2 separate regions of the Homo sapiens genome follow, and region 2 is linked to region 1. Evidence: read pairs that join two places in POLR2A ChIA-PET (ENCODE). Cell type or tissue: PC-3. All regions are shown on one strand.

Region 1 (4,000 bases):
CCTGCCACTTACTGAGCTGGTGGCCTTAAGCAAGGCACCTGGCTTCCCTGAGCCTCAGTCTCCTCCTTTGCTTAAAGTTGGCCCCCAAGATGCGCAGCCCTGTCCATAGAAGGTCCCTGTGATCAGGCTTTCCTTTGCTTGAAGTTGGCCCTCAAGATGCACAGCCCGGTCCATAGAAGGTCCCTGCGATCAGACTTTTGAGGGTGTGTGGGCGCTGAGCACCTGGCAGAGCATGTTCTGTTCTAGCCCCCGCCCCGTGGATGCTGGGAGCATGCAGCCCCTCCCTAGAGCCCTGGATCCTGAGCCCCAGGGCCTCCTGGGTACTCTGAGGTTTGGGGACTTGCCCTGGGCCAGCCCTGGCCAGCACATGCCCTGCTGGTCACAGGCTGCCTCTGCAGCTCCTATCCAGCTTGGCAGTGCCACGTGCTTCCTGCTGTGTGGTCTCCTTTTGGCTCTGTGGGAGCTGTGCTCTGGGTTCTATGCTGCTGGTGGGGAGGAGTCCAGTTTGGTGACATTTCTTGTCAGGCCGTTTGCTCTGAAGGACGGGCATCTTTCTGGGAAGAAGTCAGTTGGCGGATCTTGGTGTACGCTTACCCACGACCTAACCCAATAACAGGGCCGATCCTTTTGTGAGATAAGACCCAGGTGGAGAGGCGGGCTGGGACCTACCTCTCTCCCTGCTCACCTGCCGGGTGCCTTCAGGCATGTTTCTCAGGATGGGCCCACCAGGTGAGGATGTCCACACCATACCACACTGCTGAGGTTATTACTGGGCAGAGACCACGGTGGACACTTGCCAGCCTGGTTGTGGCCAGAGTGAGGTGGGGCCGGCAGGCACAGGGCTCCTGTCAGGGTAGGTTGGAGTCTGGTGGCTGGGACCACAGCTGGATGGGGCAGAGCAGGCCCTGCCAGCCAGGTTCTGAGCACAGCTCCTGAGTGTTCGGATTCTGAAAGTACAGATTGTACCGGGAAGGCTCTACTTTGTTTTTCTGGGTAATAGAAGATCCCGTTGTTCCGAAGGTAAGCACCTGGGCCTGTTAGAAGCCATGTGCTCAACTTTCAGGAGGATGAGGATCTGAAGGGACTGATTCATTCTCTCCAGAGGAACAACTTGGTGCTGTTGGTGATGAACCTGAGCATCAGGCAGCTGCACGGGTCCTCGTCCCAGAGATGTTCCTCAGTGGAAGATGCAGGCAGTGCTTATCTGGCCTGGGGCCTCCCTGAGGGGCTAGTGCAGCCTGGCCGTGGCCACATCAGGTTCTGTCTCTAAAGTTAAAAGTGGGCTGGTTTCATGCAGCTGCCTCTGTCAGACCCAGCAAGGTGGAGGATTTTCCTGAGACAGCACATTCAGGGATCTGTGCGCATCCTAAGCACTCAAGGTGGTTTATGGCCATGCTGAGGGCAACTGTCCCCCAAACCCAGCTGCTCCTCAAGCACGAAGGAAGACTGGGGCCTGGCTCTCGTGGCACCTCCTTGATGCCCACCTCAGGACACATATGTAACGCTTGCTCTGTCCTCACTGGGCCTGCCCATTTGAGGGGTGACCCTACTCTCTGGGGTGGTTGGATTGTCCAGATGTTCCCAGAAGCCTCTGGAGCCCTCAATGGGTTTTTATGGGGAATGCCAGCCCATATGGGCAATGGCTCAGAAGCAGTTACTCCTTTCTCAGGGGGTCTCCTGGTGGGGGGTAGCGGGGTCTGAGCAGCAGGGTCTACACGCACAGGGCCTTCTTTGTGTTCCTGAGTGATTAGGATTTACCCACTGCGTGGTGGTGGAAGCATCGGAGGTGTCAGCATGGCATGTAGCTGACGGTGGAGGCCAGCATCTTGGAAGGCTTTGGTTGGCTGCAGAGGCGCATGTGGGTGAGGTGGCAGGCAGGACCCGATGCCAACCTTTGTGGCTGGCAAGGTCACATCCCTGAGGTCCAGATGTGGCAGCTCCCAGGTTGCAGGTTCAAACTGGGAAGGGGACCTAAGAGCACCCTTGCAGTGAGTACTGGCTGGGGACCACGGGTCATGCCTTGAAGGGTGCCAGATTCTCTTGGCATCCTCTTATTTTTCTGTGATCTTTGCCTATCTTCTGGGACAGGGGTTTGGGTGCTTTGCAGAGGTTGCAGTGAGCAGACAATGAGATGAGGCGGTAAGAGCCGAGTCCGGTGCGGAGCTGTGAATCATCCAGGCGGCTGACGTGACACAGGGGCCCCGTGAAAGGGCGTGGTTTCTGCTTCAGAGACAGGCTCCCTTCTCAGAACCGCCTGGGTCTCTGAGGGCCTCAGGGGCAGCCTTGGTGAGTGTGGCCGACCACCGGAGGAGGAAGGACGGTCCTCCTGGGTCCTGAGTGTGTGCCTTGGTAGCTTGGCAAGCTGCCATCTCCTTCTGACCTGGGTCACATCCACAGTGGACACTCCCAGGACCGCACCCCCACTCTGGGTCACAGAGTACATCTTGGGTGGGTCTGTTGTACATAGACTGTTAGAAACGGGGCAGAGTGGCCTGAGGACGAGGTGCTCAGCAGCCTCTCTCTTCCTGCCCCTGTTGAGCCAGTGCCTGACACTGACCGCCCTTGGGGCCCTGAGCTAAGCTTCACACAGAAGCCCCTCCCCAGATTCCTTCCCAGGTTGCAGGGCTCCCACCCGAGGTGGAGCCCCCTCTGCAGGGCAGCCTGGGGGTGTTTGTGCTGTGGGGCTTGTTGCTTCCTGCCAAGGTCAGCAGGGGGTGGCTGTGCTCTCAGGGAGAAACAGTGGCTGAGGGGCTTCGTGATGCATCCAGGAGAGTGCCTTAACTGTTTTCATCCCCGTAGCTTGCTTTCTTTTTTTTTTTTTTGAGACAGAGTCTCGCTCTGTCGCCCAGGCTGGAGTGCAGTGGTGTGATCTTGGCTCACTGCCACCTCTGCCTCCTGGGTTCAAGCAATTCTCCTGCCTCAGCCTCCCAAATAGCTGGGACTATAGGCGTGTGCTACCACGCCCGGCTAATTTTTTGTATTTTTAGTAGAGATGGGGTTTCACCGTGTTAACCAGGATGGTCTCAATCTCCTGACCTCGTGATCCGCTCGTCTTGGCTCTCAAAGTGCTGGGATTACAGGTGTGAGCCACCGCGCCCGGCCCATCCCCGTAGCTTTCCCAGTGACTGTGAATGTGGCACGAATTTGGGCAAGGGATACCCTCTGCCTCCAACCACCAGGCCTCATGGGGCACCCTGGGCTGGGCCTGAATCTCGCCTCTAAGATGAGCCTTAGAGTTGGGGGCCAGACCTGGTCTCCCTGGTCTCCCTGGTCTCCCTGGCCCTGGGAGGAGATGGGCTCCCATAGTGGAGTGTTAGCTGTTTTCAGGGGAGAGGTGGAGGCAGCTGGAAAGCTTGGGTGCACTGGGGCTCGGCAGAAGGGGCCAGTCTGCTCTGTGGTGAGGCTGAGGACGGGTGGCCTTGGGAGTGTGGCAGAGAGGAGGCGCTCTAATAGCAGTTGAGCTTGGAAGGCCCAAAAGTGAGGTGGCCCTACAGACTGACAGGTCGAAGGCACACACATGGCCTTGTCTGCAGGGGAGTTGAGATGGAGGCCTGGAGGGGCCTCCTGGGGAGAGGAGAGCCCATGGGCCGCTTCTGCTGGGCTCCAAATAGTCCCATGGAGGTGAATGGGGTTTGGGACCTCCTAGCTGCCTGAGCAGGAAGCACAGTGGCAAGGCAGAGCTGCATTCTCAGGGACCCAACCCCCACAGAGGCCTGGCCTGGGCTCTGATGAGGGGATGGCCCATGTCAGGCCCTAGAGCGTTCTCATTCACCTCAGAAACGTCAGGAACCCAGGGCTAGGAGAGGCCCATGCTGTGCCCTGGAGGACCCCAGTGACCTAGGTCAGTCCCTTAGCTTCTTCCATTGTCAGATGTGATCAGATCATGGTCACTGTTGTCTGGGGGAAAGCAGTTGTTATCTGGCACCGCAGACCATGGGCAGAAGGCAGGTTTGGTGAGAGGGCAGTTTCTCGAAGGCCTTCCGTTCAAAATTCCTAGGTC
Region 2 (4,000 bases), 270 kb after region 1:
CCCCTGTGGCTCCCATAGCCTCTGGACAATCTACCCCAGCTGCCAGAGGCCCTCAGTCTCTTCAATCTCACCTCCCTTTCTCTTGAGCTCACTTCTTCCAGCCACAGCCACCTCTTTTAGTTCCCTCCCATGTACCCAACTCTTCCAGCCCCTTTGCACAGAACTCATCCTCCCCACTGTCCTCAGGCACAAGTCACCCTAGCCCCTAACCAGCCCTGTGGGGTCACAGTTGGGGTTGGAGGAGGCCAGAAGGGTCAACAGAGGCATCCTAGAGGATGGGTTATTTTTTTTTTTTTTTTGAGACGGAGTCTTGCTCTGTCGCCCAGATCTGTTGCAGGATCTCGGCTCCCTGCAAGCTCCGCCTCTTGGGTTCATGCCATTCTCCTGCCTCAGCCTTCCGAGTAGCTGGGACTACCGGTGCCCACCACCATGCCAGGCTAACTTTTTGTATTTTTAGTAGAGACGGGGTTTCACCATGTTAGCCAGGATGGTCTCGATCTCCTGACCTCGTGATCCACCTGCCTCGGCCTCCCAAAGTGCTGGGATTACAGGCGTGAGCCACGGCGCCCAGCCTGAGGGTGGGTTATTTGAAAAGGGCTTTGAAGGATGAGTAGGAGTTGGGAAGCGGCATTCCAGGCAGAGGGAACAACGTGGCTAAAGATCTGGAGGCTGGATTGGTTCTAGGGTTTGCTGTGACTCAACGAATGCCTTCCGCCCCACCCACCCCACAGGTGGGTTTCATTGACTACAATGCCCACCCACTGTGGGAGACTCTGTCTGACAAGTCCCAGGCGCACAGATTTGATCACCTCCCCACTACACCCTGTCACACATGTGGAATTCATGGCCAACCCAGATGACCTCCCAAAAGGGGCCCCTGACTGAGCCCCTCTTTTGAGCAGAGTTTGCAGTGAATGCAGTTGCATCCTTCCATTTCACAGATGAGTATGCTGAGGCCCAGAGGGCTGAGTCTGAGCCAGAGTGGCATCTGGGAGTTGGGAGTGAGGGTTGGGGTGGGCAGGGTCCTCGCGCCTGTCACCTTCCCTTGCCTGCCCCCAGGTGCTGGCCACAGACATGTCCAAACACATGAACCTCCTGGCCGACCTCAAGACCATGGTGGAGACCAAGAAGGTGACAAGCCTCGGTGTCCTCCTCCTGGACAACTATTCCGACCGAATCCAGGTGTGTAGCTGGATGGGCACTGGGGCTTCCTTTTTAAATTTTGGTTTTACTTTATTTATTTATTTATGTATTTATTTATTTATTGAGACGGAGTCTCACTCTGTCGCCCAGGCTGGAGTGCAGTGGCGCCATCTTGGCTCAGTGCAAGCTCTGCCTCCCAGGTTCACGCCATTCTCCTGCCTCAGCCTCCCGAGTAGCTGGGATTACAGGTGCCCGGCACCGCGCCCAGCTAATTTTTTTTGTATTTTTAGTAGAGACGGGGTTTCACCATGGTCTCAATCTCCATGAGATTGAGATCCGCCCACCTCGGCCTCCCAAAGTGCTGGGATTACAGGCGTGAGCCACCGCGCCCGGCCGGTTTTACTTTAAAAACAACTTTAGCAGCCGGGCGCAGTGGCTCACGCCTATAATCCCAGCACTTTGGGAGGCCGAGGCAGGCAGATCATGAGGTCAGGAGTTCAAGACCAGTCTGGCCAAGATGGTGAAACCCCATCTCTACTAAAAATACAAAAATTAGCTGGGTGTGGTGGCGGGCGCCTGTAATCTCAGCTACTCGGGAGGCTGAGGCAGAGAATTGCTTGAACCTGGGAGGTAGAGGTTGCAGTGAGCCGAAATCACCCCACTGCACTCCAGCCTGGGTGACAAAGCAAGACTCCATCTCAAAAAAACAAGCCAAAACAAACAAACAAAAACAATTTTAGCCAGGTTTCTTACACATTTAGAGTGAAGGCTGGGCGCAGTGGCTCATGCCTGTAATCCCAGCACTTTGGGAGGCCAAGGTGTGAGGATTGCTTGAGGCCAGGAGTTAGAGGCTGCAGTGAGCTGTGATTGCACCATTGCACTCCAGCCTGGGCAACTGAGTGAGACCCTGTCTCTTAAAAAAAAAAAAAAAAAGCTGGGCTCAGTGGCTCACACCTGTAATCCCAGCACTTTGAGAGGCTGAGATGGGTGGATCGCTTGAGCTCAGGAGTTTGAGACCAGCCTGGGCAACACCCCGTCTCTACAAAAATACAAAAATTAGCCAGGCATGGTGGCGCATGCCTATAGTTCCAGTTACTCGGGAGGCTGGGCTGGGAGGATCATTTGAGCCTGGGAGGCAGAGGTTGCAGTGAGCCAAGATCTTGCCACTGCACTCCAGCCAGGGTCACAGCGTGAGACCCTAACTCATTAAAAAAAAAAAAATCGGAGAGGGCCTCCATTTTTGCAATTCTCATTTAGCTTCATTTATGAAGTGCCGACTGGATGCCAAACTTGAAGAAATGGCAAGAGTCACATGCCTGTGCCTTAACCATTTCTTCAGGTCTCAGGCCTCAGTTTCCCCACCTGTAAGATGAATGTGTCCATGGCACCAAGCCTGTCTGTGGAGGTGCCAGGTCTAGGTGTGGCTGGGCCCCGCCAGTGCCCTCCCAAGCCTCGATCTCTGTAGGTCTTGCAGAACCTGGTGCACTGTGCTGATCTGAGCAACCCCACCAAGCCGCTGCCCCTGTACCGCCAGTGGACGGACCGCATCATGGCCGAGTTCTTCCAGCAGGGAGACCGCGAGCGTGAGTCGGGCCTGGACATCAGTCCCATGTGTGACAAGCATACGGCCTCAGTGGAGAAGTCCCAGGTTGGCAGGGGACTGGGCTGAACCGGTAGACACTGGGAGGAAGTAAAAGGAGGGGCTGAGCCAACCCCACGAGCCCTGGTTTGGCCCTGGCTGGCTAGCCAGGGAGTGTGCCTGAAGGGTGCTGTCTGGGCCGAGTTAGACCTGGGATCCATTCTCTCTGGGCTTCAGGGAGAGGGACATGCACTTCTGGGGTTTGGAAACATCTGTTCTAGGTGACATGCGGGACCCTGGAGGGGCTTCCAGTCTGGGGGACACGTACATTCAGCCCTGTGGGGTTAGGGTTGGGGTTGGAGGAGGCCAGAAGGGTTAAGGGAGGCATTCTAGAGAATGAGTTATTTGAAAAGGGTTTTGAAGGATGAGCAGTTGTTGGGAAGCGGCATTCCAGGCAGAGGGAACAACTTGGCTAAAGATCTGGAGGCTGGATTGAGTCTAGGGTTCACTGTAACTCACCAAATGCCGACATGCCCCACCCCCCGCCACAGGTGGGTTTCATTGACTACATTGCTCACCCACTGTGGGAGACTTGGGCTGACCTGGTCCACCCAGATGCACAGGACCTGCTGGACACGCTGGAGGACAATCGAGAGTGGTACCAGAGCAAGATCCCCCGAAGTCCCTCAGACCTCACCAACCCCGAGCGGGACGGGCCTGACAGATTCCAGTTTGAACTGACTCTGGAGGAGGCAGAGGAAGAGGATGAGGAGGAAGAAGAGGAGGGGGAAGAGACAGCTTTAGCCAAAGAGGCCTTGGAGTTGCCTGACACTGAACTCCTGTCCCCTGAAGCCGGCCCAGACCCTGGGGACTTACCCCTCGACAACCAGAGGACTTAGGGCCAGCCCTGCGTGAACTGCAGGGGCAATGGATGGTAAAGCCCTTTGGCTCTTGGCAGGCAGACTTTCCAGGAAGAGGCTCCATGTGGCTCCTGCTTCACTTTCCCACCCATTTAGGGAGACAATCAAGCTCTTAGTTATAGGTGGCTCCCAGGGTCTAATTGGAGGCACCTGGCTGGGGTCCACTCTGACCCTAGACTTGCCTAAAAGAGCTCTCTAAGGGGCAGCCTCTTACGATGCCCTGGTGTCTTTCTCCTGGGCTTCTATCCCTGTGAGGAGAGGTGCTGTCTGCTGGAGCCTCTAGTCCACCCTCTCCAGTGGTCACTCTTGAGTCACATCTGTCACTTAATTATTTCCTTCTTTATCAAATATTTATTGC

The links. ChIA-PET counts read pairs that join two places held together with the same protein. Peaks named below come from ENCODE experiments on the same cell type or tissue, not always from the same donor. Only the 100,000 strongest peaks of a DNase experiment are listed, where the experiment ranks them.
Region 2: POLR2A ChIA-PET joins it to region 1 with 8 read pairs; 3 of 35 experiments call an interaction of 5 or more read pairs at or near these places.

Annotation. Positions count from the first base shown.
Region 1 is chr19:18,484,808-18,488,807 of GRCh38, reverse strand. The region is part of intron 1 of ELL (elongation factor for RNA polymerase II); the gene reads left to right. Among named protein-coding and RNA genes, the nearest start is that of ELL, 35 kb to the left of the region's middle. RefSeq lists an enhancer at 2,756-3,341. In PC-3, CTCF peaks have their summits at 387 and 3,416; a DNase peak (open chromatin) is centred at 2,167; H3K27ac peaks cover 525 bases.
Region 2 is chr19:18,210,550-18,214,549 of GRCh38, reverse strand. PDE4C (phosphodiesterase 4C) reads left to right here. Exons shown (of 15, transcript NM_001098818.4): 13 at 1,060-1,182; 14 at 2,609-2,791; 15 at 3,274-4,000. The coding sequence ends at 3,621. Among named protein-coding and RNA genes, the nearest start is that of RAB3A, 8.5 kb to the right of the region's middle. In PC-3, no CTCF peak of the experiment used is centred here; no DNase peak of the experiment used is centred here.